2 separate regions of the Homo sapiens genome follow, and region 2 is linked to region 1. Evidence: read pairs that join two places in POLR2A ChIA-PET (ENCODE). Cell type or tissue: HepG2. All regions are shown on one strand. Links, peaks and the distances in the headings refer to the core of each region. The heading gives the core; the rest is flanking DNA.

Region 1 (15,468 bases), core at 5,030-13,029:
ACAAACAAAAAAACCTATTAGCATTAATAAATGAGTTCAGCAGGGTTGCAGGGTACAAGAGCAATATTAAAAAATCACTTATTTCTTTTTGTTTGTTTTTTGAGACAGGGTCTTATTCTGTTGCCCAGGCTAGAGTGCAGTGGCGCAATCCGGGCTCACTACAGCCTCTGCTTCCTGGGTTCAAGTGATTCTTGTGCCTCAGCCTCCCGAGTAGCTGGGATTACAGGCAAAAAAATCGCTTATATTTCTTTTTTCTTTTTTTTTTTTGAGACGGAGTCTTGCTCTGTCTCCCAGGCTTGAGTGTAGTGGCGCGATCTTGGCTCACTGCAAGCTCCGCCTCCTGGGTTCACGCCATTCTCCCGCCTCAGCCTCCCGAGTAGCTGGGACTACAGGTGCCCGTCACCCTGCCCGGCTAATTTTTTTTTTTTTTTTTTGTATTTTTAGTAGAGATGGGGTTTCACCAGGTTAGCCAGGATGGTCTCGATCTCCTGACCTTGTGATCTGCCCGCCTCAGCCTCCCAAAGTGCTGTGATTACAGGCGTGAGCCACTGCACCCGGCCAAAAATTGCTTATATTTCTATACACTTGGATCTGATAATGAAATTAAGAAAAGAGTTTTATTTACAATAAAATACTTAGGAATAATTTAATTAAAAATTTCAAAACTTGTGTTCTACAAACTAAAACATTAAAAGAAATTAAAGACTCAAATGGAAAGCTGTGTTTGTCGACTCATGGATTCATGAATTAGAGGACTATTTTTAAAATGGCAATGCTTATCAGATCTACCTATTTAATACAATCCTTATCAAAATCCAGGCTGCCCTTCCCCCCCCACCTCTCCGCACCAGAGGTTGGCATATTGATCCCAAAATTCATGTGGAAATTCAAGGGACACAGAATAGCTAAAAACAGTCTTGAAAAAACTTTCAAAATTTACTGTTGGCCAATAAGCACATGTAAAGATTCTTATCACTAATCACTAGGGAAATGCAAATTAAAACTTTAATAAGATGTTACCTCAGACCCATTCTGATGACTACTGTCAAAAAAACAGAACATAAGAAGTGTTGGCAAAGATGTGGGGAAATTGGAACCCTTGTGCACTGTTAGTGGTAGTTTAAAATGGAATAGCTGGGCATGGTGGCTCATGCCTGTAATCCCAGCAGTTTGGGAGGTCAAGGCAGATGGATCACCTGAGGTCAGGAGTTCCAGACCAGCCTGGCCAATGTTGTGAAACTCCATCTCTACTAAAAATACAAAAATTAGTTGGGTGTGGTGGCAGGCACCTATAATACCAGCTACTTGGGAGGCTGAGGCAGGAGACTCGCTTGAACCTGGGGAGTGGAGGTTGCAGTGAGCCGATATCATGCCGTTGCACTCCAGCGTGTGTGACAAGAGCGAAACTCCGTCTCAAAAACAAATAAATAAATAAATAAATAAATAAATAAATAAATAAATAAAATGGAATAGCTGCTATAGAAAACTGTGTGGCATCTCCTCAAAAAGTTAAAAATAGAATTACCGTATGATCCAGCAATTCCAATTCTGAGTATATGCCAAAAATAGAGCAGTGTCTTGAAGAGATATTTGTACACCCCTTTGATTTTTTTGTGTGTGTTTTATTTTATTTTATTTTTTATTTTTTTTGAGACACGATCTCACCGTGTCACTCAGGATGGAGTGCAGTGGTGCAATCTCGGCTCACTACAGCCTCGGCCTCCTGGGTTCAAGCAATTCTTGTGCCTTTCCCTCCCAAGTAGCTGGGATTACAGGTGCGTGCCACCACACCTGGCTCATTTTTAGTAGAGTAAGGGTTTCACCATATTGGCCAGGCTGTTCTCGAACTCCTGACCTCAAATGATCCACTGACTTGGCCTCCCAAAGTGCTGGGATTACAGGTATGTACTACCATGCCCAGCTAATTTTTGTATTTTAGTAGAGATGGGGTTTTGCCATGTTGGCCAGTCTGGTCTTGAACTCCTGACCTCAAGTGATCTGCCCTCCTTGGCTTCCCAGAGTGCTGGGATTGCAGGCATGAGCCACTGTACCTGGCCTGTACACCATGTTTATAATAGTATTATTCACAGTTGCTAAAACATAGAAGCCAACCAACTGTCCATCAGTGGATGAATGGGTAAGCAAAATGTGGTATTTACCAACAATGGAATATGTTCTGTTTTAGGAAGGAAGAAATTCTGACATATGCTACAACATGGATGGACCTTGAAGATAGTATACTAAGTGAAATAAGCCGGTCACAAAAAGACAATTACTATATGATTCTACTTATATGAAGAACTTAGATTAGTCAAAATTATAGAGATAGAAAGTATTAGGGTGGTTGTCAGGGGCTGTGGAGAGGGGAATATGGGAAATTGTTGAATGCATTTTAGTTTTGCAGGATTAAAAGAGGTGTGGAGATGGGTGTTGGTGATGGTTGTACAACAGTGTGAATGTACTCAGTGCCACTGAACTGTACAGTTAAAAAAATGGTTAAAATGGTAAATCTTATGTATGTTTTACTGCAATACAAAAAATTGGGGGAAAAAATCTTATTACACAGCTACAGTAATGAAGACTCTGTGTTAGTGGCCAAAGGATAAGCATAGATCAATGGAATAGAATTGAGACTAGAAATAAACCCTAATATTTATGGTCAATTGATGTCTGCCCCATCCCAGCCCCACAAGGATGCCAGATGAGTCAATGGAGGAAAGAAAAGAGCTTATCTATTTGTAGACTATTCATTCTCATAGTCTTTTCAACAAAACAGTGTGCTGAGACAATTGGATATCCACATGCAAAAGAATGGAAATAGACCCCTTCCTTATATCCTACACAAAAATGAACTAAAAATATATCAGAGACCTAAATGTACGAACTAAAGCTATAAAACAGGCCAGGTGCGCTGGCTCATACCTGTAATTCCAGCACTTTGGGAGGCTGAGGTGGGTGGATCATTTGAGGTCAGGAGTTCGAGACCAGCCTAGCCAAAATGGTGAAACCCCCTGTATACTAAAAATACAAAAATAGCCAGGTGCATGCCTGTAATCCCAGCTACTTGGGAGGCTGAGACACAGGAGAATCACTTGAATCGGGAGGCAGAGGTTGCAGTGAGCCGAGGTCCTGCCACTGCGCCCCAGCCTGGGTGATCAGAGCAAGACTTTCTCCCAAATAAATAAATAAATAATAAAACTATAAAACACCTAGAAGAAAACAGGAATAAACCTTCATGACTTTGGATTAGGTAAAGCTTTCTTAGATATGACACCAAAAGCAAAAGCAACCACAGAAGAAAATTGATGAATTGGACATCACAGTTAAAAATTTCTGCTCCTAAAGGATACCATCAAGGAAGTGAAAAGAACCCACAGAATATGAGAATATTTTTGCAGATTATATCTGATAAGGGACTGTAAGAGTTCTTTATTCTGGATACAACTTAATAGTAAAAAGACAATCCAATTTAAAAATGGGCAAAGGATCTTAATAGACATTTCTCTAACAAGGATGTACAAATGAACAATAAGCACGTGAAAAGATGGGAAATACAAATCAAAACTACAAGACAGCACTTTGTACTCACTAGGACGGCTATAATAGAAAAAGATAACAAGCCTGGGCTGGCGAGGATGTGGCTGACAAGACTGGAATCTTTTTTTTTTTTTTTTTGAGACAGAGTTTCGCTTTTGTCGCCCAGGCTGGAGTGCAATGGCGTGATCTTGGCCCACTGCAGCCTCCACCTCCTGGGTTCGAGTGATTCTCCTGCCTCAGTCTCCTGAGTAGCTGGGATTACAGGCATGCGCCACCACACCCGGCTAATTTTGTATTTTTAGTAGAGAGGGGGTTTCTCCATGTTGGTCAGACTTGTTTCGAACTCCCAGCCTCAGGTGATCCACTTGCCTCAGCCTCCCAAAGTGCAGGGATTACAGGCGTGAGCCACTGCGCCTGGCTGGTTGGAATCCTTATACATTGGTGGAGGTAATGTGGAATGGTCTAACTGCTCTGAAATAGTTTGGCAGTTACTCCAAATGCTAAACATAGATTTACCATATGACCCTGCAATTCTGCTACTAGGTATATGCTCAAGAGAAAGAAAAACATATATTCACATAAAAACTTGTACGCAGTTGTTCATAGCGGCATTATTTATAATACTTAAAAAGTGGAAACAACCCAAATGTTCATCATTTGGTAAATGGGTAAATAAATGTGGTGTATCCATGCTATGGACTATTATTCAGCCATAAAAAGGAATGAAGTATGCATACATGCTATAACATGTGTGAATCTTTTTTTTTTTTTTTAATAGGAGTCTCACTCTGTTGCCCAGGCTGGAGTGCAGTGGCATGGTCTCAGCTCACTGCAACCTCCGCCTCCTGGGTCCAAGCGATTCTCATGGCCTCAGCCTCCTGAGTAGCTGGGATTACACGCACGAGCCACCATACCTGGATAATTTTTGTGGTTTTAGTAGAGACAGGGTTTCACCATGTTGGCCAAGCTGGTCGCCAACCTCTGACCTCAGGTAATCCGCCTGCCTCAGCTTCCCAAAGTACTGGGATTACAGGCATAAGCTACCACACCTAGCCCTCCTTCTAGTACTTTTTTAAGTGAACTTTTAAATTATAACGTGTATACAGAAAAGTATGCAAAAAGTTACTAGTATATAGCTTGATGGGTTTTCCCATCCATGTAGAATTATGCATGTCATGAAATAAACTGGGTGCGTTGGCTCATGCCTGTAATCCTAGCACTTTGGGAGGCTGAGCCAAGCAGATCACTTGAGGTCAGAAGTTTGAGACCAGCCTGGCTAACATGGTGAAACCCTGTCTCTACTAAAAATACAAAAATTAGCCGGAAATCACTTAAACCCAGGATGCTGTGGTTGCATTGAGCCAAGATCGCGCCACTGCACTCCAGCCTGGGCACCAGAGCGAGACTCTATCTTTTTTTTAAAACACTATTCTCTCCTAGTTACTGTATCCCCCCGGGTAACCACTGTCCTGACATTAACATCAATTTTTCCTGTTTTTATACTTTATATAAATGAAAACATACAAGGTGTATTCTTCTGATATGATTTCTTTTACACAGCATTATATTTGTGAGTTGTATTGTAGACTGTGCATTCTCATTGCTGAGTAGTACTCCATTGCATGAATTTTTTTTTTTTTTTTTTTTTTTTTTGAGATGGAGTCTTGCTCTGTCTCCAGGCTGGAGTGCAGTGGCGCAATCTCGGCTCACTGCAACCTCTGCCCCCACCCCCGCCCCGGGTTCAAGCGATTCTCCTACCTCAGCCTCCCAAGTAGCTGGAATTACAGGCACCTGCCACCAAGCCTGGCTAATTTTTTTGTATTTAGTAGCAATGGGGTTTCACCATGTTGGCCAGGTTGGTCTCGAACTCCCGACCTCAGGTGATCTGCCCGCCTCAGCCTCCCTAAGTGCTGGATTACAGGCGTGAGCCACCATGCTCAGCCTCATTGCGTGATTATACCACACTTTATTCTTTCTATTTTTGAACATTTAGGTAGTTTTCTTGTTTTTAGCTATTATGAATAGTGTTGCTATGAATATTCTCGAACATGTCTTTTGGTGGACATCTGTGTGCATTTCTGATAAGTGTGTGCCAGGAAGTGGAATTGCTGGATCATAAGGCAGTGCTTCTCAAACTGTATTGTGCACATCAGTTTCCTGGGAATCTTGTTAAAAGGTAGATTCTGCTTCAGTAGTTCAAGGGTAGAGCCTGAGAGTCTGCATTTGTCAGGAGCCAGTTGGACTGGCTGTGGACCACACTTTGAGTATACCAAGGCCATAGGATATGCTTGTGTTTGGTTTTAGTAAAGAATGCCAAATGGTTTTCCAAAGTTACTGTCTCAGTTTACATCTCCAACAGCAGTGCATGAGATTCCTTTGTTTAGGTGTGTGTGAGTCTGTTTCGCTCAAACTTTTACATATCTTCTTCTAGATCGTCTCAGCTTTTCTTGGACCTTTTGTGTTTTCACATAAATTTTATAATTGGTATCAGTTTCCACATACAACCTGCTGGATTTTTGATTTGGATTGTATTGAATCTGTAGATCAACTTGAGAAAGAACTAGTGTTTCAACATCCAAATTCCTGAACATGGCTTATAGCCCTCCATTATTGAATGGTCTTTAATTTCTTTTTTTTTCCCCCCTCCAGGTTAAAGTGATTCTCCTTCCTCAGCCTCCCGAGTAGCTGGGATTATGGGCATGCGCCACCACACCCAGCTAATTTTTTTGTATTTTTAGTAGAGACGGGGTTTTTCCCTGTTGGCCAGGCTGGTCTCGAACTCATGACCTCAAGTGATCCACCCACCTCGGCTCCCAAAGTGATAGGATTACAGACCTGAGCCACTGTGTCTGGCCTAATTTCTTTCAGTAATATTTCTAGTTTTCTGTATAGAGATTTTATTTGCTAGTTCATTCTTAAGTATATGATTCGTTGATACTATTGTCAATGATTTCATTCTAAAATTTCTATTTAATAATTGTTGGCTGCTGGTATATAGAAGTACAGTTGGCCAGGTGCGGTGTCTCACACCTGTAATCCCAGCACTTTGGGAGGCCAAGGTGGGTGGATCACCTGAGGTCAGGAGTACAAGACCAGCCTGGCCAACATGGTGAAACCCCGTCTCTGCTAAAAATACAAAAATTAGCCAAGCATGGTGGTGCACACCTGTAATCACAGCTACATAGGAGGCTGAGGCAGGAGAACTGCTTGAACCTGGGAGGCAGAGATTGCAGTGAGCTGAGACCGCACCACTGCACTCCAACCTGGGCAACAAGAGCGAAACTCCGTCTCTCAAAAAAAAAATTGATTTTTGTATGTTAACCTTTAATGGAACAATATTGGTAAATTCACTTACCATTTTTCATTGTATATATTACTTTATTTTTTTGAGACAGGGTCTCATTTGTTCACCCAGGCTGGAGTGCAGTGGCATGATCATAGCTCACTGCAGCCTTGATCTCCTAGTCTCCAACAGTCCTCTTGCCTCAGCCTCCCAAGTAGCTGGGACCACAGGCACATACCACCATGCCCAGCTAATTTTTGTATGTTTTGTAGAGACAGGGTTTTACCATATTGCCCAGGCTGGTCTCAAACCCCTGGGCTCAAGCTCATGGTTATATATAGATTCTCTTGGATTTTCTTTGTGAATGTAATCGTGTCATATGCAAATCATGACAGTTTAATATATTTCCTTTCCGAGGTTATTTCTTTCTCTTTCTGGAATGTACTGTTTGGGACCTGCAGTTGAATAGGAGTGATAGTGATATCCTTGTCTTATTTCCCATTGCAGGGGGAAAGCTTTCAGTATTTCACCATTAACTGTGATGTTTGCTTTAGATTTATTTTCTTTTTTCTTTTTTTTTTTTGAGATGGAGTCTGGCTTTGTCATCCAGGCTGGAGCACAGTGTCTGGATCTTGGCTCACTGCAACCTCTGCCTTGGGGGTTCAAGCAATTCTCCTGCTTCAGCCTCCCAAGTAGCTGGGATTATAGGCACCTGCTGCCACGCCCAGCTAATTTTTGTATTATTGGTAGAGACTGGGTTTCACCATGTTGGCCAGGCTGGTCTTGAATCCGGACCTCAAGTGATCCACCCGCCTCAGCCTCCCAAAGTGCTGGGATTACAGGTGTGAACCACCACTCCTGGCCTGCTTTAGATTTTGTATAGCTCCCCTTCATCAGATTGAAAAAGGCCTTATATTCCTAAATTTGCTAAAAGATGGTTTTGGTTTTTTGGTTTTAAAATCATGGCCAGATACTGAATTTTGTCAAATGCTGGTTCTTCTTTTACTTAGGGTCTCACTCTGTCACCCAGGCTGGAGTGCAATGGTGCGATCTCAGCTTACCGCAGCCTTGACCCCTCTAGCTCAAGCGGTCCTCCTACCACAGCCTCCTGAGTAGCTGGGATTACAGGTGCACACCATCATACCCAGATAATTTTATTTATTTATTCATTTATAGTGATGGGGTCTCGCTATGTTGCCCAGGCTGGTCTGAAATTCCTGGCCTCAAGCGATCCTTCTGCCTCAGCTGCTGAAGCACTGGTATTAAAGGTGTGAGCCTCCACCCCTGGCCCATTTATATGATTTTAATTTTTGAGGCCTTAAGTTCTATAACCCAATAAATTTCTATCAGGGGAACCCACCCCCAGTATTTCAACGTAGGTTCTTTCTATTTTCCCTAAGTGTCGGCTGATCTGAGAAATAGAGTACAAATAGAGGAATTTTACAGCTGGGCCTCTGGAGGTGACATCACATATCGGTAGGACCGTGATGCCCACCTGAACTGCAAAACCAGCAGGCTTTCATTAAGGACTTCAAAAGCAGGGAGGGCCTGTACGAACAGGGAGTAGGTCACAAAGATCACATGCTTCAAAGGGCAAACAAGAGAACAAAGATCACATGATTTTGAGGAAACAGGACCAGGGCAAAATCAAACTCCTGATAAGGGTCTATGTTCAGTGGTACACATGTTGTCTTGAGAAACATCTTAACAGAAAACAGGGCTCCAGAGCAGAGAACCGGTCTGACCTCAGATTTACCAGGGTGGGGTTTCTTTCCCACCCTAATAATCCTGAGGGTACTGCAGGAGACCAGGGTGTATGTCAGTCCTTATCTCAACCACGTAAGACAGACACTCCCAGAGCGGCCATTTATAGACCTCCCCCCAGGAATGCATTCCTTTCCCAGGGTCTTAATTATTAATATTCCTTCCTAGGAAAATAATTCGCGATATCTTCCCTACTTGCACATCCGTTTATAGGCTCTCTGCAAGAAGAAAAATATGGCTCTATTCTGCCTGACCCCGCAGGCAGTCAGACCTTATGGTTGTCTTCCCTTGTTCCCTGAAAATCACTGTTATTCTGTTCTTTTTCAAGGTGCACTGATTTCATATTGTTCAAACTCACTTGTTTTACAATCAGTTTGTACAGTTAGATACAATTATCACAGTGGTCCTGAGGTGACGTACATCCTCAGCTTATGAAGATAACAGGATTAAGAGATTAAAATAAGACAGGCGTTAAGAAATTATAAAAGTATTAATTTGGGGAACTGATATATGTCCGTATTAAAATGAAATCTTCACAATTTCTGTTCCTCTGCCGCGGCTCCAGCCGGTCCCTCCGTTCGGGGTCCCTGACTTCCCACAACAATTTCTCTTCACTAAAATAATCACATTTTTGCTCTATGTCTCTGAAATTGCTCCTAAATCCCACTGAGTAGAGTTTGTGTTCTGGATCTCTTCAGTCACATATTTACAATATCTTGTGTTAGATTGCTGGAGGATTTTTTTTTTTTTAAACCAGTTTCCATGTTTGATTCTAGAGAGAAACCTTTATTTATCTTAGCTTCAAATTACTATTGGGCAGGGGGCTGTACCTCACTGTCACTCAGGATCAACTGTGTAATTTGTAGGACCCAGGGCAAGATGAAAATGTGAAATACTTTCCTCAAACATTAAGAATTTCAAAACAGTGGCAAAGCTTTATACCAAGTGCAGGCCCTTCCAAACATGGGGCTTGTGTGATGGCATGTGTTGTATACTTGAGAAGCCACCCTTGCTGTCACCACTGTGTATAGACTAGCTTTGGATTAGAAATACTCTGTCAGAAATTAAATGAGTTTCAAGTGTTTAACTTTTGGCCGGGGTGGTGCCTCACACTTGTGATCCCAGCACTTTGGGAGGCCAAGGCAGGAGGATCACTTGAGGTCAGGAATTTGAGACCATCCTGGCCAACATGGCAAAACTGTATCTCTACCAAAAATACAAAAATTAGCCGGGCGTGGTGGCACATGCCTGTAGTCCTAGCTACCAGGGAGACTGAAGCAGGAGAATCATTTGAACCGGGGAGGCGGAGGCTGCTGTGAGCCGAGATCAAGCCACTTCACTCCAGCCTGGGTGACAGAGCGAGACCCTGTCTCAAAAAAAAAAAAAAAAAAAACCCAAATGCTCATACTGTACTTCTACAAATATGGACTCTGAAATGCACATTCCCAAGCATTTGTAAAACAAGATTTTTCGAGTTCCCATTTATAATTGTAGTATAGTTTATAATATGAGCTAAATGCCTGTCAGTTTAGACAACCTGATATACTCAACTGTGGGACACTTTGAGAGTTCTTAAAAATACAGCTAATGGCCAGACACGGTGGCCCACACCTGTAATCCCAGCACTTTGGGAGGCCGAGGCAGGCGGATGACCTGAGGTCAGGAGTTTGAGACCAGCCTGACCAACATGGAGAAACCCTGTCTCTACTAAAAATACAAAAGTAGCCAGGTGTGGTGGCGCATGCCTGTTATCCCAGCTACTTGGGAGGCTGAGGCAGGAGAAGCACTTGAACCAGGAGGCGGAGGTTGTGCTGGGCCAAGATCACACCATTGCATTCCAGCCTGGGCAACAAGATTGAAACTCCGTCTCAAAAAAAACGGAAAACACAACTAACTTATACAAATTATTCTCTGTAAGAGAAATTTCTTGTTGGTTTATGACATTTGAGTTAACTAAAAAATTGGGATTGAACCAGAAAAATTTTGCTCAATAACTAGATTTTAGGCTGGGTATGATGGCTGACGCCTTTAGTCACAGCACTTTGGGAAGCCAAGGTGGGAATATCGCTTGAGCCTGGGAATTTGAGACCAGCCTGGGCAACACCGTGAGACACTTGTCTACAAAATTTTTAAAAATTAGCTGAGCATGATGGTGTGTTCCTATAGTCTCAGGTCCTTGGAAGGCTGAGGCAGGAGGATCGCTTGAGCCCAGGAGGTGGGAGGCTGCAGTGAGCCATGATCATACCACTACATTCTAGCCTGAGTCTCCAAAAAAAAAAAAAAAAAAAAAAAAGTATATTGGGAGAATGGAGAACCAGAGGGTGGGAGATATTGAAAATCATCTGTAGTGAGTTGAAGTCCATAGACAGTGTCTAAATGAGATATATCCAGAAAAAGTAGTAATCAAGAGCTGTTGACTGTTTGGAAGATTACCTTGTTTATTGCTGTTCCTCTTAAGGTATTTATATTAGTACAGCACACCTGCATCAGACTGGATTTGTGGCTGTCACATGCAAATGGAGGAAATTTAAGACTTTTTTTTTTTTTCACAATTAGAGACAAAAATTGCGAAGAACGTATTAAACTTCACTAATACAGATTATTTTATTAAAATATCATGTCAAATAATGGTAGAAACATTTAGAGAGATGGAAATAATTACAAAAGACTGCTAAAAGAAGTTGGAACAAGTTGGGGGATGTTTAATTATATATGCATATTTGATTTAGAACAATTTAAAACATTTCAATAACGTAATATAGAAACATGTTCATATACAAGAGGAAAATGTACATTGCAAAATAGTATATATAATATGACCATCTTTTTTTTTTTTATTTTTTTCCCCTGGAGACAGAGTTTCACCCTGTTACCCAGACTGGAGTGCAGTGGTGCAATCATGGCGCACTACAGCCTGGACCTCCTGGGGTCAGGTGATCCTCCCACGTCAGCCTCCCAGATAGCTGGGACTACAGGCATGTGCCACCATGCCCGGCTAATTTTTTGTAGAGATGGGGTTTCGCCATGTTGCCCAGGCTGGTGTTGAACTCATGGGCTCAAGCAATCCACCTGCCTTGGCTTCTCAAAGTGCTGGGATTATAGGCATGAGCCACTGTACCTGGCCTCATTTTTGTTTCTAAAAAGAAATGAAATGAAAAATTTTGGACAGATAAACACTGAAATGTTAAAGGGTAGTGGGATTTAACATGATTTTTATTTTCTTTTTTGAGACAGTCTCCCTTTTTCGCCCAGGCTGGAGTGCAGTGGTGTGATATTGGCTCACTGTAACCTTTGCCTCCTGGGTTCAAGCGATTCTCCTGCCTCAGCGTCCGGAGTAGCTGGGATTATAGGCGCCCGCCACCATGCCCAGCTAATTTTTGTATTTTTAGTAGAGACAGGGTTTCACCATGTTGGCCAGCCTGGTCTTGAAATCCTGACCACAGGTGATCCACTCCCCCCAGCCTCCCAGGGTGCTGGGATTACAGGCGTAAGCTACCGTGCCTGGCCGTGATATTTATATTCTTATGTTTTATATTACTTTTTCGTTTTTTCAGAGCAATTACCCTGTATTACTTTCTCATAATCAGAGGGAAAAAATTTCATTTTGAAAAAAGTAGTAATTGTGACATAACTTTAAGCAGGGACTATATATCTTTTTATTTCAAACATCCACCACAATGCGTAGCATGTGGAAGATGTAAATATCTGCACATACTGAGGAAAGGTGTGTGTCAGTGAGTTGCTTCTTTGCTTAATAAAAGCATTCCGGCCGGGCACAGTGGCTCATGCCTGTAATCTCAACACTTTAGGAGGCTGAGGCAGGCAGATCACGAGGGCAGGAGTTCGAGACCAGCTTGACCAACATGATGAAACCCTGTCTCTACTAAAAATACAAAAATTAGCCAGGTGTGGTGGTGCGTGCCTGTAATCCCAGCTACTCAGGAGGCTGAGGCAGGAGAATCATTTGAACCCAGGAGGCAGAGGTTGCAGTAAGCTGAGATTGTGCCACTGCATTCCAGCCTGGGCAACAGAGCAAGACTCCATCTCAAAAAATAAAAGCATTCCATGGCCATTGGCAAAGCAAAATAAGCTATCTAAGAAACAGTGTATTATAAAAAATGCTTCAAGAATTAAATGAAAAGCTTAGGAATTATGATTGTCAGAGAGAAGTGAGAAAAGAAAATGCAAAAAGCAACTGGTAACTGTTATTTAGTTTTCTTTTGCATAAGTAATACTTGCACTGTGTGTGTGTGTGTGTGTGTGTGTGTGTGTGTGTGTGTATGTATAATTTTTTTTTTTTGAGATGGAGTTTCACTCTTGTTGCCCAGGCTGCAGTGTAGTGGCGTGATCTTGGCTCACTGCAACCTCTGCCTCCCAGGTTCGTTCAAGCGATTCTTCTGCCTCAACCTCCCAAATAGCTGGGACTACAGGCACGCGCCACCATGCCCAGCTAATTTTTGTATTTTTAGTAGAGACGGGGTTTCACCATGTTGGCCAAGCTGGTCTTGAACTCCTGACCTCGTGATCTGCCCACCTCGGCCTCCCAAAGTGCTGAGATTACAAGTGTGAGCCACCATGCCCAGCCTAATGTATACAATTTTTAAAGCACAGAGAAGTATATAGTGAAAATTCTTCCCCTTGCTATCAGATCAGCACACTCTTCAGAGGCAGCCATTGTTATTCTTGTATATCCTTCCAGAAATACAGGATATTAACAGTACAACAAAGAATTTCATTGTTTACACATCATTTTATGCTTATGTAAGTTTCCCTGTAGGATAAATTCCTAGAAGTAGAATTGCTGAATCAAGGGATACCTGCATTTGCAATTTTTGTAGATTTGGCCAAATTGCCCTCCAATGAAATTATATTAGTTAACACCCCCACCACCAATGTAGGAGAGATTTTATGTAATTTCCTAGGTATCATTGATAATGTTTAAGAATTTCTTATTGCCAGGCTGGGCATGGTGGCTCGCGCCTGTAATCCCAGCACTTTGGGAGGCCGAGGCCGGCAGACCACCTGAGGTCAGGAGTTCAAGACCAGCCTGGCCTACATGGTGAAATCCTGATTCTACTAAAAATACAAAAAAATTATCCAGGCGTGGTGGTGGGTGCCTGTAATCCCAGCTACTTGGGAGGCTGAGGCAGGAGAATTGCTTGAACCTGGGAGGCGAAGGTTGCAGTGAGCCGAGATTGCACCACTGCACTCCAGCCTGGGAAACAGAGCAAGACTTTTTTTTTTTTTTTTTTTTTTAAAGACAAATTCTTATTGCCTATATGAGTGATCTAATCCTTGACAAATGAGTTTTCATTTTCAGTATATAGTTTGGTGAATAAACTCTTCTCTACAACAACAGTCTGTACCACACTGGCTAGAGTTATAGTGAAATATGGTTAAGTACTGAACCCTTTCTTAGACCCTATCAGATCCAAAGATACTGAACATTCTCCAGTGCTATCAAATCTTTGGAGAGAAAGTTTACCATAGCCTTTCCTTCCTTCTCTTTCCTTTTCCTATCTTGCTTCAAACATAGAAAGAAGTACCATATGAAATAAGTAAGCCTTTTTAGGCAGTTTTTTCATTCCTTAGCTGAGAGTAGAAGAGTGTGCTGCAAAAGACCTTCATAAAATTGAATAGGTAACATAGCAAAATAAGCTACAGTGTGGATCTTGGAATCAGACAGACTTGAATTCTGGTTCTGTGTGCCTCTTAGCTGTATAATCTTTGATATTTAATATTTATAAAATGAGGATAATAATTCATAGGGCCCTATTCTACAAAAGGACACTGTTTTTGTCAAATCCAGACACCTTCAAAGTAAGGATAAAAACCCAGGGAATGTTAGTTCCTTTTTAAGTCTGTTTTGTGATTTATAAAATGGGATAAATAGTCTCTTCTTCACGAGTTCTTGGAATAATTAAGATATACAAACACATTGGCACGCAGAGCACCCTCAGTAATTGTGAATTATTTTTTACTGTTACTGCAGTCATTTGATGTCTGTTGAAGGAATTATAGCCTGCATGGACTTACTGTGCACTGGAAGGAAGGGAAATCTGCTACCTGGTGGGTTAAAGCATTTTGCTTTAAAAGGTCGTTAGTAGAAGGCAGGCTGAGTGCTGGGTGCGCTCAGGTGTGACTGACTGCAGGACACCAAGAAGAAATGGGGTTTGAAGTAACAGCTCCCTTTATCCAAGCCGAAAACTGTGACGCAAACAGTGCTTTCTAAATCGCTGTGAATGGAACAACCTATTAGGGAAAGTTTCCATCTGGAGTACTGGTAATGAACTCAAATGAGAGTAAACTGCTGGAAAATTGCAAGAGCAATGGAAAATAAAAAGGGTGCCTAGATTGAATGAGTTAAGGTTGTATTATACTTTAGTTCAGAAACAAGTTATGGTGACTGGAAAAAGTTTAAGTAATTAATTCTAGAGTAAACTGTGTTAGATTAAATTTATTGGAGGGACAGCTCAAATTCTGTATTAAATCTGTGTAATTCTAGATCTAGGGTCAAGATTTAGATGAGCTCTCATCGTCTAATCCCAGTAGAAATTCCCTTAAGACAATTAGGACCTGAGAAACTCCTAGAGTAAGTAAGAACCATTCCAAATTGTAAGAAACAGTATTTTCTGACTGTATAAAATCTTGTTTTTCATTGGCCTGTTTATCTTTGCCCCTGCCATTTGTCATGTTGGTTCTCTTTACGCATTACAGCTTGAAAGTCATACCCTGATAGCTAGAATTTTAGACTCTTCAGTTAAATTCAGGCAATATTAATTGCATGCCTATTGGGTACCAGGCAGCATGCTAAATGTTAGGCATGTAAAGACAAGACGTTGTCCTTGCCCTCAAAGTATGCATAGCCTTGGCAGGTGGTATCA
Region 2 (15,468 bases), core at 3,933-11,932, 66 kb before region 1:
TGTTGCCCAGGCTGATCTTGAACTCCTGGCCTTAAGCAATCCTACTGCCTCAGCCTCCCAAAACACTGGGATTACGGATGAGTCACCATGCCTGCCATAAAAGAGTAAGTTTTCTGTCCCAGATTAGATAGGAAAAGAAGAAATAGGTTGTATAAAATGTCAGTCAAGACAAAAAATATGCCTGGCTGGAGCTTAGGAGTTTAAAAGCAAGTCTATTTCTTTCTTTCTTTCTTTCTTTTTTTTTTTTTGAGACAGAGCCTTGCTCTGTCGCCCAGGCTGGAGTGCAAGTGCTGTGGTGCGATCTCTGCTCACTGCAAACTCTGCCTCCTGGGTTCAAGCGATTCTCCTGCCTCAGCCTCCCAAGTAGCTGGGACTACAGGCGCCTGCCACCACACCTGGCTAATTTTTGTATTTTTAGTAGAGGTGAGGTTTCACCATGTTGGCGAGGCTGGTCTTGAACTTCTGACCTCAAATGATCCACCCACCTCGGCCTCCCAAAGTGCTGGGATTACAGGCATGAGCCACCGCGCCCAGCCTGAGCCACCGGCCAAATCTATTTCTTTCTACTATTTAGAGTGGCTTTTTATCAGTCTAGGGACTTGGGATTGGAGATAAGCACAGAAAGACTAGCTAATATCTAAATGTTTTCGTAAACCAGGTGTTGTGGCACGCACCTGTAGTCCTGGCTACTTGGGAGGCTGAGGTGGGAGGATCACTTGTGCCTGGGAGTTCAAGGCTGCAGTGAGCAAGCTATGATTGTGTCACTGTACACCAGCCAGGTGACAGAGTAAGACTCCTGTATCTAAAAATAAAAAGTTTAAAAATGATTTTGGGCTGGGCATGGTGGCTCATGCCTGTAATCCCAGCACTTTGGGAGGCTGAGGAGGGCCAATCACCTGAGGTCAGGAGTTCGAGACCAGCCTGACCAAGATGGTGAAACCCCGACTCTACCAAAAATACAAAAATTAGCTGGGCATGGTGGCGGGCACCTGTAATCCCAGCTACTTGGGAGGCTAAGGCAGGAGAATTGCTTGAACCCAGGAGGTGGAGGTTGCAGTGAGCCGAGACCGCGCCATTGCATTCCAGCCTGGGCGACAGAGCGAGACTCCATCTCAAAAAAAAAAAAAAAAAAAAAAAAGACTTTGGGCCAGACATGGTGGCCTGTAATCCTAGCGCTAACTTTGGGAGGTGGGAGGATTGCTTGAGTCCAGGAATTCAAGACCAGCCTAGACAATATTGGGAGACCCTGCCTCTACAGAAAATAAAAAGAAAATGGGTGTGGTGGTGCACACCTGTGGTCTTAGCTACTTGGGGGGTTGAGGTGGGAGGATCACTTGAGCCAGGAGGTCAAGGCTACAGTGAGCTGTGATCACACCTCTGCAATCCAGTCTGAGCAACAGAGGAGACCTCATCTCAAAAAAAACTTTTGTAGTATCTTTCTTCTCCACATCAATTTATCAAGGGTCTTCTTTGGTTTTATTTGCAAAGACTAGAAGAAACCCTGACTTCTGTTACTCTGCATTTCTTACTGCTATGAGCAGTATGGTCCTTTAAAAAAAAATTTTTTTTTTTTTTTTTTTGAGACAGGGTCTTGCTCTATTGCCCAGGATGGAGTGCAGTGACACAATCACAGCTCACTGCAGCCCTGGTTGACTAGCAGCGCTCAAGTGATCCTCCCGCCTCAGCCTGCCAAATAGCTGTGATCACAGGCACACTCCACTGCACCTGGCTTTTTTTTTTTTTTTTTTTTTTTTGTAGAAGGCAAAGTGTCGCTATGTTGCCCAGGCTGGTCTTTAACTCCTGGCCTCAAGCAGTCCTTCCACCTTGGACTCCTAAAGTGTTGGGATTACGATATGAAATGCCACGCCCGGCCTAGCACTATAATCCTTGAGGTTTTTGGGTTCCAGGTGACCAGAAGAGACAAAATGAAACTCTATGGTGTTTTTTTTTGTTTGTTTTTTTGGTTTTTTTTTTGGTGCTGTGGGGGTAGGGGGCTGGTAATCTGAGAGGGAGAATGTTTTCCCATGCTAGCAAAGACAGATTGAGGGCATCATCTGATCTTTATGGGAGTGTGCAAAGCCTCAGTTTTTCCATTTGCCCATCTGCAATCATAGAAACAATGTGCTGACTCAACTCGGAGCCTCTGCGGAGTGGCGTTTGGGTTTAGACAGTCCTCAGAATCATTCAAGAGATGGAAATATTTGAGCAGGTCTTCAGAGGTAAAATTAAAACTAAAAACAACTAGAACAAGATAGCATGCTTTCTTATCTCTTTCAAGATTATTTCCTTTAGTCACTAGTGTACCTCCTTGATGTAAGGTTTGGCAGGAATAATTTCATCTCTGTAGAGTTGATAACTAAGCAGAGAAAAAACCCTACCTTTTAGTCATTGCTTTTCATCTTGCTATCATCAGTCTGATCCTTGAGGGTTTGGGGTTCCAGGTAAACAGAAGAGACAAAATGAAACTCTTTGCTTTTTTTTTTTTTTTTGGTGCAATGGGGGTGGGGGAGATTGGGTGTGGAGAGGGGTGAGATTCTGCTGGAAACAAGTCAATTGGCTAAAATACTCTTTTAATCATATTTTGTGGACCATCTTCTGCTTAGTTTTGCTCTTTTATGTTTTTATTTGCTTGTTCATATATACATACATTAACCTGCAACAACTAGAAGAACATTTACCAAAATATTAACCAACAGTGACTATCTTTTGATGTGGTGGGTTTAGGGGAGGAAGTATGTTTTTCTGTGTTGCTCCAAGTTTTTCTGTTTAAAGCATGTATTTTGTAATGTTTGGGGGAAACCAAATCCATCAAAATAAAGTGCAAGTTTTGTAACCTGAACCACTCATTGAGGTACAGAATTGAAATGTATTTAGATGAAACTCACAGGTATTTTTTCTTGGAGAATGTGGAATATTTTATCTATAGTGCAGCTGTGCTGTCATTTATGCCATTTTTTCCTCCTCATTGTGATTCTTACTGTTTGGGGTGAAAGATGAGTAGTATTTTAAAGCCCGTAATGTGTGTGAGTACACACGTGACATCTTAGTAAGATTCATTTTGTGTGAGAAATAAGGGAATTTAGGCTTTTGGGTTACATTTGTTTTCAAAACATGTTAATAGGTGACAAAAATCCAGTTTGTTTAGATTTGTATGTAGTCTGCCTGGAATGAAACTTTTTTATACTTACATGATAGCCCTGATTAAATAAAAGTTTGGTGAAAGCCAGCAGGGTGGCATGTGCCCCATGATCCCAGCTACTCTTGAGGCTGAGGTAGGAAGATAGCAAGTTCAAGCCCAGCCTGGGCAAAATAGCGAGACCCCATCTCAAAAAAAAAAAAATGTTTTGTTAAGTAGTTGAGTTCCAACTAGATCTGTACTTTTAACATAAAGCTATAATCCCAAGATACCTCTTATTTGGGGACATGATGGTTTTGGAAACTGGTGCTTCCTTTTGTCTAAATAAATAATCACTGTAAATCTAGTCTTGATTATTAAAAGGAGACAAAAAGATAAAAGGAGTGTTCTGAACCACCTGTGCTTGAAGCTCAGTTAATAGTTTCCAGACTATTAAGCCTACAAAATGTATATCTTACACATTTTGCTAAAATAAAAAGACCTTTTAGCTTTGATCAAGACAAGATCAAATATTTGGTTTGATTATACTCCTAAAACGTACATATTCTCAGACAGATAAACAGATGTGATTTTCTTTCGTTCTTTTTCTGGATGTATACAGAAACCTTTTTTTTTTCTTTTTTTGGTAGAGACAGGCTCTCCCTATGTTGCCCAGGCTGGTCTCAAACTATTGGGCTCAAACAATCCTCCCACCTTGGCTTCCCAAAGTGTTGGGAGTATAGGCATGAGCCACTGCACCCAACCCCAGAAACGTTTAATTTAACTATAGGATAAGTTAGCTATCATTTAGGTGCCTTTACTAAAGTCTGTTAAAATGACATAAAATAATGACAATGTGTGGGGCGCAGTGACTCACGCCTATAATCCAAGCACTTTGGGAGGCCCAGTTGGGAGGATGGCTTGAGCCCAGGAGTTTGAGACCAGCCTGGGCAACATAGTGAGACCTCATCTCTACAAAAAAATTAAAAAATTAGGCCGGGTGCGGTGGCACGTACCTGTAATCCCAGCACTCTGGGAGGCCGAGGCAGGTGGATTGCTCAAGATCAGGAGTTCGAGACCAGCCTGGCCAACATGGTGAAACCCCATCTCTTCTAAAAAAAAAAAAATACAAAAATTAGCTGGGCATGGTGGTGGGCACCTGTAATCCCAGCTACTCGAGAGGCTGAGGCAGGGGAATTGCTTGAACCCAGGAGGCGGCGCTTGCAGTGAGCCAAGATTGTGCCACTGCACTCCAGCCTGGGTGACAGAGCAACGCTCTGTCTCAAAAAATGGAAAAAAAAAAAGAAAAAATTAGCTGAGCATGGTGGCACACACCTGTCATGCTGGCTACTCAGGAGGCTGAAGTAGGGGGATTGCTTGAGCCTGGGAAGTAGAGGCTGCAGTTAGATGGGATTGCGCCACTGCACTCCTGCCTGGGTGACAGAGTGAGACCCTGTCTCAAAAAAAAAAAAAAAAAAAAAAAAAGACAACGCCTCTACTCCTTTAGCCAACTTTCTAAAAAAATTAAACATTTTAGGGAGAGAAATCGATGTTTCCTTTACTTACAGATGGCATTGCTCTTAAATAGTCCTATGCCTATTAGACAGTTAAATTTAATTTTTACTGAGTTCCTTGATATTAAAAATATACCAGCGTTTTGACCTGATTACTGTAGAGTGAAGATCATCAGTTGACACAGAACTTCCAGCCAGCATTTTAATGCTTTCCTCTGAAATATGAATGGACAGCGATAGATCTCTGAATATTTGAGGAGAGCCTCTAATAGGAGTTATGGAGACTAAAATAAACAAGCAGACAAAGGCCCTTAGTTGATTTAAGCTGATTTATCTCACATTACCTAAATATCCAAAAAGTCAGCAGTTATTACTTTATCTGTGACCTCCCAAAGCCACTTACCAAACCAGGTATGAGTAGCAAATTCGAAGATTTGTTGCCTTTTTCAGACATGGTGTAGGTAGGATCTTTCCTGTATTCATTCAACCTGCCTAGTTGTTTGAGGATCCCAGCCAGGTTGAAGGTTGTAAATATTTCCTTAAGGCTTACTTAGCTTCAGTGCAGGATCAGAGGCTAATTTCTGGCAGAGTTCTATGTCTTAGGGGATCATTAGCTGTCTATTTTTCCTTTCTCTTTTTACTGCAAGATTTCTTCAAGAATAGCTAGTTACTTCCTTTTCCTTGCCATCTTTAATCCTCTACAATCTTGTTTCAAACAGTTACAACCCATGACTTCTTTTATTGCCACATCTACATCTTGGTTGTTACCTTTCCTCTCTTGCTTGGCCCCTTTACTGTTTTTAGCTGTAGGTGAGGACCACTCTTCAGGTTGGCTCCTGCTGTTTCTCTGACTGCTTCCTTTTTCTTTTTAGGTTCTTGATTTTCCCTTCCATTTCTAATTGAGCAGTCCCCAAGATTTTGTCCTTATGTCTCCTTCCATGTTCTTTTTCCATCTTGAGAAGACTTTCTTTGACTCATCTTTAATCCATAAGCATGTATTTAGCATCATAATAAAGAACTGGCGGCCAGGCGCAGTGGCTCACGCCTGTAATCCCAGCACTTTGGTATGGACGAATCACCTGAGGTCAGGAGTTCAAGATCAGCATGACCAACATGGTGAAACACCGTCTCTACTAAAAATACAAAAATCAGCTGGGCGTGGCGCACACCTGTAATCCCAGCTACTCGGGAGGCTGAGGCAGGAGAATCGCTTGAATCCGGGAGGTGGAGGCTGCAGTGATCTGAGATCGCGCCACTGCACTCCAGCCTGGGCGACAGGGTGAGTCTCCATCTCAAAAAACAAACAAACAACAACAACAACAACAACAAAAAAAAAACCGCCATGTAGGAGACGGCCAAAGAGGAATTAGACAGATTTCCTGCTCTCAGGTAACTTGAAGTACATATGAATTTATACTCTTTTCCATTCTGTATCTTCTTTTTTAAAAATTTTTATTTTTAGTAGATGTGGGGTTTTACCATGTTGGCCAGGCTGGTCTCAAACTCCTGACCTCAAGTGATCTGCCTGCCTTGGCCTTCCAAGGTGTTGGGATTACAGGTGTGAGCCACTGCGCCTGGCCTCCCCTCTGTATATTGTTATCAAACATAATTGATCTGTTTTGAAAACGCATCTTTTACTTTTTGTTTTCTCTCCATTCCCACTGCTACAGTGCCAGCCCTTAGCCCCTCTTATTTGTGCTTATTATGTTTTGGGTGCTCCAGAAATACATTTTGTTTTATTTTATTTTATTTATTTATTTTTTGAGATGGAGTCTCACTCTGTCACCCAGGCTGGAGTGCACTGGCGCAATCTCGGCTCACTGCAAGCTCCGCCTCCCGGGTTCACACCATTCTCCTGTCTCAGCCTCCCAAGTAGCTGGGACTACAGGTGCCTGCCACCATGCCTGGCTAATTTTTTGTATTTTTAGTAGAGACAGGGTTTCACCGTGTTAGCCAGGATGGTCTTGATCTCCTGACCTCGTGATCCGCCCTCCTTGGCCTCCTAAAGTGCTGGGATTACAGGTGTGAGCCACCGCGCCTGGTCCTTATTTTATTATTATTTTTTTGAGATGGAGTCTCGTTCTGTCACCCAGGCTGGAGTGCAGTGGCACTATCTTGGCTCACTGAAACCTCCACCTCCAGGGTTCAAGTGATTTTCCTGCCTCAGCCTCCCAGGTAGTTGGGATTACAGGTGCCTGCCATCACGCCTGGCCAAATTTTTATATTTTTAGTAGAGATGGGGTTTCACACTATGTTGTCCAGGCTGGTCACAAACTCCTGACCTCAAGTGATCCACCTGCCTTGGCCTCCCAAAGGGTTGGGATTACATATGAATTTGTACTCTTTTCCATTCTGTATCTGGGTGATACAGAATGTGTGAGCCATTGCGCCCAGCCTAGAAATACATTTTAAATTAATGCATGAATCAGTCTATTTTGATTATCATTAAACTTCCAAGATGGCTTTCTTTATTGTCTGTTTCATCAAGCATACCTCTGCCAGGCTGATCTTCCTTAAACATAACTTTCATCTTACCAGTTTGTTAAAAACCTCTTATAATTACAGTAATATGATATTGTCTTTATTTTATTTTTTATTTTATAAAAAATTACGTAGTAGAGATGGGGTCTCGCTATGTTGCCCAGGCTGGTCTTAAACAACTGGGCTCAAGTGATCTGCCCGCCTTGGCCTACCAAAGTGCTGGGATTACAGGCGTGAGCCACTGTGCCCAGTTGATATTGTCTTTTAACAAGTCAAAATAGCCAGCATAAAAAAAAATGATCATATACAACTGGCAAGGTCCCATGGGATATGGCCCCTTCTTTGGCTGCATCTCCTACTCCTCCAGCAGCTACAGTGACCTCTGGCTGTTTCCTGAGTGCCACAGGTACTCTAGGCATGCCCCTGCCTTGGAGCCTGTGTTGTTGCTGCTCCTTCTCCCTGGAATGTCCTTTCGCCAGATAGCTTTGCAGCTTGCTCCCTCCTTCCTTCAGATCTGTACTCAGATATCCCCGCTGTGGCCAGGCTGTCCATGGCAGTCTTACGATTCCAGCCCCTCTCCTGCAACTTTTTCTCCTTAGCCCTCTACTGTACTATATCTTATTCATCTTTTTTCTTTTTTTTTCACCTGCCTCTCCTACTAGAACGTAAGCTCCATAAGGGCAGGGACTTGTCTGTCTTGTTCACTGCTGCGTTGCCAGGGCCCACAGCAGGGCCTGGCACATAGGTGCTTAATAGATATTGTTGAATGATTGAACTGAATATTGTTGAGAATGTGTTGTGATACTAGTACTCTTTTATGCTACTGATGGTAGTGTTAATTTGTATAATCTTCCTAGGAAGCCATTTGGCTCTATATTTAAGAACCTGATACTTTTTGTATATCTTTTCACCTAGTAGCTCCACTTCCAGAATGTGATCTTAGGAACTAATCAGAAATACATGTAAAACTTAAAACACAGAGGTGCTCATTTAAATTTCTATTTATTTTTAAACATTTCTGTAAAATATAACATAAAAATTACCATTTTAACCATCTCAAGTATACGATTCAGTAGTATTAAGTACATTCACATGGTGTGCCACCATTCCAGAACGCTTTTCATCTTGCAAAACTGAATCTCTATACCTATTAAACAAAACTTCCTATTCCCCAATTCCCAGCCCATGGCAACCAATGTTCTACTTTCTGTCTCTATGATTGTGACTTCTCCAGGTACCTCATATAAATGGAATTATATGGTATTTATCTTTTTGTGACTGACTTATTTTACTTTATGTAATGTTCTCAAGGTTCATCCATGTTGTAGCATGTGTCAGAAATTCCTTCTTTCTTAAGGCTGAATTATGTTCCGTTGTGTATATGTGCCACATTTTGTTTATCCATTCGTCTGTTGATGGACATTTGAGTTGCCTTTTGGCTATTGTGAATAATGCTGCTATGAACATGGGTGTGAAAACATCTGTTGGAGTCCCTGCTTTGAGTTCTTTTGGATATATAACCAGAAGTGGAATTGCTAGGTCATATAGTAATTCTATTCTTAATTTTTTGAGAAACTAAATAGTTTTTAAAAATAGCAAAACATTATAACAGTCTAAAAGTCCAGCATTGAAGAATAGTTAACCAAGTCTAGCTATATACATATGATGTTGCCAGTAGAGTTACATTTATAAAGTTTTTAATAACATGGGGGAGATTATTATTTTAAGTGAAAAGAGCAACATGGTTTCAACTGTGTTTTAAAAACTGCATTGCAGTCCAGGCGCGCCTGGATCACAGGCTGGTTCACGCCTGTGATCCCAGCACTTTGGGAAGCTGATGGGGGTGGATCACCTGAGGTCAGGAGTTCAAAACCAGCCTGGCCAACATAGTGAAACCCCATCTCTACTAAAAATACAAAAAGTAGCCAGGCGTGGTGGCACACTCCTGTAATCCCAGCTACTTGGGAGGCTGAGGCAGGAGAATTGCTTGAACCCGGGAGGTGGAGGTTGCAGTGAGCTGAGATCGTGCCACTGCACTTCAGCCTGGGTGACAAAGCAAGACTCTGTCTCAAAAAAACAAACAAAAACCAAAAAAACCCACCAAAAACAAAAAAAGAAAGCTGCATTGCTGGGCATGGTGGCATGCACCTGTAGTCCCAGCTCCTTGGGAGGCTGAGGCGGGAGGATGGCTTAAGCCCAGGAGTTCAAGGCTGTGTAGTACATTATGATCTCACCTCTGAATAGCCACTGCACTCCAGCCTGGGCAACATAGCAAAACCCCATCTCTAAAACAAAAAACAAAAAAAAATTACATACAAAACTGGTAGGAGATACACTGAAATGTTAATAAAAATGAGGTGATATCTATATGCATCTAATTTTCTTCTGTACTTTCTAAATTGAGCAGGCATTACTTTTATTATTTAGGAAAAAAACGCACAAAAAAAGTCAAGAGTACTCATTACCAACTACTACTGTATGGAATCCAGAGCCTTCCAGAGTTTGTAGAGCTCTTCATACTCTGGCTCTAGCCCTTGTTTTTATTTTCTGTCTAAAATGGCTAATCTCATAACTGCATGTCATATATGTGTATAATATATGTATATTCATATGTATGTCTGTATGTCTGTGTGTTGTATATATATGTGTTTATGTCTGTACACATTGTCTGTAGTTAACACACCTCTGCTCATGTTCTCATCCTAAAGAGTACTTAGTTCTGTTCGTCTAAAACTCTGCTCAGCCTTTAATACCTAGTTACAATTCCATTGTTTTCTTGAAATCTATGCTGACTTCTGAACTTCTATACCCCTTATACCTAAGGGATCCGTAAGTTTACATATATGTAAGATTGGCAGAAAATTAACCTACAATTAAAACCTCACATTTCTTAATTCTCTTTAATCTTTAAGTTGCTACTTTCATAATTCTTTTTTTTTTTTTTTTTGAGATGGAGTCTTGCTTTGTCGCCCAGGCAAGACTGGTGCGATCTCGGCTCACTGCAGTCTCCGCCTCCTGGGTTCAAGCAATTCTCCTGTCTCAGCCCCCCGAGTAGCTAGGATTACAGGCACCCACCACCACGCCCAGCTAGTTTTTGTATTTTTAATAAAGATGGGGTTTCACCATATTGGCCAGGCTGGCCTCGAACTCCTGAATTCAGGTGATCGCCTGCCTTGACCTCCCAAAGTGCTGGGATTACAGGCGTGAGCCATCGTGCCTGGCCTGCTTTCGTAACTCTTATAGTACCTGTCTGGAAAATGCCCTGGCTTTTCTCTGCTTATCTAATTCTCATTCATCCTACTCCCCTGCAATTTTTTATTTTGAAAATAATTCCAGCACAGAAAAGTTTAATTGGTACAATGAATTCCCTTATACTCTTCATCTACATTCACCAGTTGTTAATATTTTGCCATATTTGTATCTTTTCGTGTGTGTGTGTGTGTGTGTGTGTGTGTGTGTGTGTACATCTTTTCTTCCTGGACCATTGGTCATTTGAAAGTAGGTTGCAGACATCATGATACTTCACTCCTAAACACTTCAGCATGTATCTCTTAAGTATGTTCTCCCAAATAAGCACAGTACCATGATCACACCCACGAAATTTAATGTCAGTACAAACATATTATCTAATATTCAGTCCACATTCATTCACTTGGCATGTCTCTTTGATGTCCTTTTATCCAGAATAGCTCCTTTGCCTTTTTTTCTTTCATGACATTGACATTTTTGGAGTCCGGGCTAGTTGTAGAATGTTCTGCAATCTGGATTTATCTTATCTTCTCATAATTAGAAGCAGGGTTAAATATGGTTTTGTTTTGTTTTTTGTTTTTTTTTTTGGCAAGAATACCACATAGTAAAAAGTACCTTCTTCCCTTAATAATTAACAAGGAATCTATGAGGTGATATTTTTAGATTGTGTACATATCCTGTATCCCCCACAAACTCACCCAAGGATTTTGGCATCTCACTCCTCCCTTTAAAAAGTATGACTCTGCAAAGCCTTCTTTGTCCATCCTTGTCTATAGTAACCTGTTTCTTTTCCCATTCAAGCATCGAAATAGGCGTTTAAATAAGAAGGGGAAGAAGTGAATGTAGTTCAAAGCACCTTATTTTCCAGAGGAGTGTTTAGTGTTTTGCCCAAGAGCAACTGTGTAGTTGGTAACAACTGTTTTAGGACTAGAACCTGGGTTTCCTGATTCTTATCTAGTGCTATTTCCAGCTGCCTCTTAGTGACCCCTAACCAATAAGACAAAACAAATACAGTATAATCTCAAATAGAGTATAACTTTTTTGCAAGTAGAAAGAAAGCATATATTATGTTTTCTTTTGCGTACATTCCTTTATTCATTTATTCAAAAGAGGCAGATCAGCCTCCTCTCCTGCTCCCCCCACTCCATCCCCCTGCGCCCCACAGTGTCCTTTACCCTCCAGCCACACTGAAGCAGAGCTCCAGGCTCTCTCCTCTCTCTGCCTGCTTCTGTGCTTCCCTTTGGCTTGTTCCATTCTCCCTTCCCTTGTTGTTTTCTCCTAAGCATTACATGAGCTTAGCTAGTTGCTCAGAGGAGGCCTTTACCTACCTGCAGGCTATGTTAGGTACCCTCTTCTGTGTTATTGTAAGACTCTATGTATCCATGTTTATCTTTTCTTTTTTTCCCTTTGGGTAATTGTTGTTTACAATTTCTTCTCGCAGGATGATGAGCTCCTTGAGGTCAGGAATTTTGTTTAGTTTGCCTTGGGCCTGCCACTTGGAGGTGCTCAGTCGATATTTGCTTTACCTGTAAAGCTACTTCATCTCTGTGGTCATTGATTACTTTACCATAAAGGCAGGGTTGAGACTCAGACCTCCACGTCTCTCCAGTTTTGACAGCTTCCATAAATATTTGATCTATAATGTGCAAGGCAGTGTGGAAAATGCAAAGCCATTTTACGTGTTGAGCAAGTCCTTCAGGAACATGGGGGAAAGTCCTGGCTGTAGTTATAAAAAGACAGAATGAGTTCATTGGTGCTGCAGGGAATGTTACAAAGTGCTTTAGCAATGGGAAGATGAAGGTGTTCTTAGGGCAGTCTCAAAGGAGGCCAGAGGCTGGGGGAGGGTCAGAACATTTTAGTTGCAGGGACCAATACTGGGAAAGGCACAGAGGCAGAAAGGTTGTGTTTGGGAGAATTGTGAGCAGTTGATTTGACTGGCTCTTAGGATTCTTTGCCCTACATTTAATGTACATATTGATTATTCTTGTGATATATTGATTGTTGTCCGGAATCTTTTCCATTTTGCTTTTAGGGATACCTAAAAGCAATTAGTGATACTAATTGAACTTGTATATTGACAGAAAAGTCTCTCACGGGGGTAATTTCTATCATGCAGGACTTTTTTAAAGCACTTGTGCTAGCTGTTGTTTGAATCAAAGTATTGTTTTTTTAAAGATCTATTCTTCCCTGCTTGTGCAACTCCTTTGAGCCCAAATTCTTCACTCCTAGGTTAAACAGGGTAAGCTTCAGGGGAAGTACATTAATAATTGAACACCCGTGAGGTGTTACTGCTTCTGTTCTGCACTTTTAGTGTTTTCTGTAGCCTGAAAGAGTTACTTCACTATTTTGATTTGCAACCGGGATAGAACTTGAAGCACCGTTAAGAAAGGATTGGAGACTTTGTCATGGTACTTATTTTCCAGATGTTTACTTTTTAAATAAGGAAAAACTACAACATGTTAATAACCAACTTGGAAAAAACAATATTGTGATCTGAGAAAGAACAAAACACATGCCATACTTAATATGTTAGTATCCATTTTTTCCCCTTCAAATACAATTCTGCATGTATCTGAGTAGCTCTTCACCAAATGCCAGAACTTTTTACTCAGAGTAAATGTTGATGAGATAGGACATGTGAACCATTGAAGAACTGATTTTTTTTCTCATAAATACTAACTTACTCTGAACTAGTTTATAGTTACTAACCCCACTGCCATAAATTCTCCAGTCATATGTTTTGTAATCCCTTCCCTGGCATACATTTTAATCATTTTCCTACTGCTTCATAGGTACTATAATCCTTTTATAGTTCCCTGGGTTTTAAAATAACCCTATAAAGGGTTCAGTTTTATATTTAATAGTCATGTTTCACACTGTTCTAAAGCTGTGAATAAGTTCAGGCAAGCAGAAGTTTCTAATTTGAAACGACTTTGTTTCTGTTTTAGAAAGATGTATGCGTCTTCTAGTGTTTTTCATTGTGATGATGTTATATATTGGCTAGAATTTTAAAAATATTTGGAAATACTTATAAAGTGAAGAAAAATGAAGAAAAAAAACCACTGACTGCTGAGCACAGTGGCTCGCGCCTGTAATTCCAACACTTTGGGAGGCCGAGGTGGGCAGATCACATGAGGTCAGGAGTTTGAGATTAGCCTGGCCAATGGTGAAACCCTGTCTCTACTAAAAATACAAAAATTAGCTGGGCGTAGTGGTGCACGCCTGTAATCCCAGCTACTTGGGAGGCTGAGGCAGGAGAATCACTTGAGTCTGGGAGATGGAGGTTGCAGTGAGCTGAGTTTGCGCCACTGCACTCCATCCAGCCTGGTTGACAGACTGAGACTCTGTCTCAAAAACAAACAAACAGGCCAGGCGCGGTGGCTCATGCCTGTAATCCTAGCACTTTGGGAGGCCAAGGCGGGCAAATCACGAGGTCAGGAGATCGAGACCATCTGGCTAACACGGTGAAACCCTGTCTTTACTAAAAATACAAAAAAAAATTAGCCGGGCGTGGTGGCAGGCACCTGTAGTCCCAGCTACTCAGGAGGCTGGGGCAGGAGAATGGCGTGAACCCGGGAGGTGGAGCTTGCAGTGAGCCGAGATTGCACCACTACACTCCAGCCTGGGGATAGAGCGAGACTCCCTCTCAAAAAACAAAAAAACAAACACAAACAAAAACCCCACACAGGTAAAAACATTCATCTTGTAATTTTCTATTATCAGGTTTCAAAAGATCACTTCTTTCTTGAAACATACATTGTATGTCTTTTGGTGAACAAGATTGTTGTTGTCTTCCTGGTGCTGACAGTTTGGTGGGGGAGATAGACATGAAGCAAATCATCACACGAATAAACTCATCTGCATGTGCTGTGGGGGAGAAGTACTTAGTGCCCTGAGAATATTGGCAGGTGGGACGGGAGGGAAGAAAGTAGCTTTTGGGTGACTTGAGATCTGACAGATAAGTAGGCGTCAACTAGAGGAAATTTGGGTGTGGAAAAGAGACTATTGCAGGGAGACATGATAAGGTGGGAGGTAACATTGTACACTCAAGGAGCTGAAAGATGATTAGTGTGGCTGGAACACAAATAATTTGTGTGTGTGCATGTTGAGGGGTAGGTTGGGTGGTACAAGATGCTATTGGCGAAGTCAGCAGAAGCAAGCAGGGACTCCAGCAGGCAGACCTTGCAGGCCACACTAAGGGTTCCAGGATTTCTTCTAAGAGCAACAATATGTCCTTGAAGTATTGGGGGTACATGAGCATGACATTATTAGAGTTGCATTTTCAAAAGGTCTTCTGTGTGGAAAATCTTTTGATGAGGAGAGAGAAAAGATGTGGAGAGACAGAGACTGGCATTTGGAGGCCTTTGCAGAAGTCTGGTAAGAAATGATGACAGCTGGGTGGTTGGGATGGGGAGAGGATGATTGATTTGAAGATGCCAAAAAGGACAAGGCTTTACCAACCCCCCTTTCAATGATAGAGAGAGAGAGGCAAAATATAGATATTATCTTCATAACCGGGGCCCGAAAAGTCAAAGATCATGCAGTTAGTAAGCAGAAGTAGACCTGGCACTGGAAGCTGTCTGACCTCACATACGCTGCTCTCTTTTATGGCACTCTGCCTTTTTAGGAGAGAACCTTGAGTTTGGAGAACTTAGGTATTCTCTGACTGACACAGCACCAACTACAGTGTCCAGCTCTTGTGCATTAAAGCTAAATTTAGGCAATGGACTCATATCTGACAATGAGCATTGCTTTGTCAGGTTCACTAGATACCATTTATTTATTTATTTGAGGTGGAGTCTTGCTGTGTTGCCCAGGCTGGAGTGCAGTGGTGTGATCTCGGCTCACCGCAACCTCCGCCTCCCCGATTCAAGCAATTCTCCTGCCTCAGCCTCCTGAGGAGCTGGGATTACAGGCACATGCCACCACGCCTGGCTAATTTTGTATTTTTAGTAGAGAAGGGGTTTCTCCATGTTGGTCAGGCTGATCTTGAACTCCCGACCTCAGGTAATCCGCCTGCCTCAGCCTCCCAAAGTGCTGGGATTACAGGCATGAGCCACCACACCTGGCGGTAGTAGTGATTTAAATGGTATCTAGTGGCCGGGCACA

Evidence for each region. Peaks named below come from ENCODE experiments on the same cell type or tissue, not always from the same donor. Only the 100,000 strongest peaks of a DNase experiment are listed, where the experiment ranks them.
Region 2: POLR2A ChIA-PET joins it to region 1 with 6 read pairs; 8 of 35 experiments call an interaction of 5 or more read pairs at or near these places.

Annotation. Positions count from the first base shown.
Region 1 is chr10:102,998,822-103,014,289 of GRCh38, forward strand. The region is part of intron 1 of CNNM2 (cyclin and CBS domain divalent metal cation transport mediator 2); the gene reads left to right. Among named protein-coding and RNA genes, the nearest start is that of CNNM2, 88 kb to the left of the region's middle. In HepG2, for the core only: no CTCF peak of the experiment used is centred there; a DNase peak (open chromatin) is centred at 8,380.
Region 2 is chr10:102,934,045-102,949,512 of GRCh38, forward strand. All of the region lies in intron 1 of CNNM2 (cyclin and CBS domain divalent metal cation transport mediator 2), which reads left to right. Among named protein-coding and RNA genes, the nearest start is that of CNNM2, 23 kb to the left of the region's middle. In HepG2, for the core only: no CTCF peak of the experiment used is centred there; no DNase peak of the experiment used is centred there.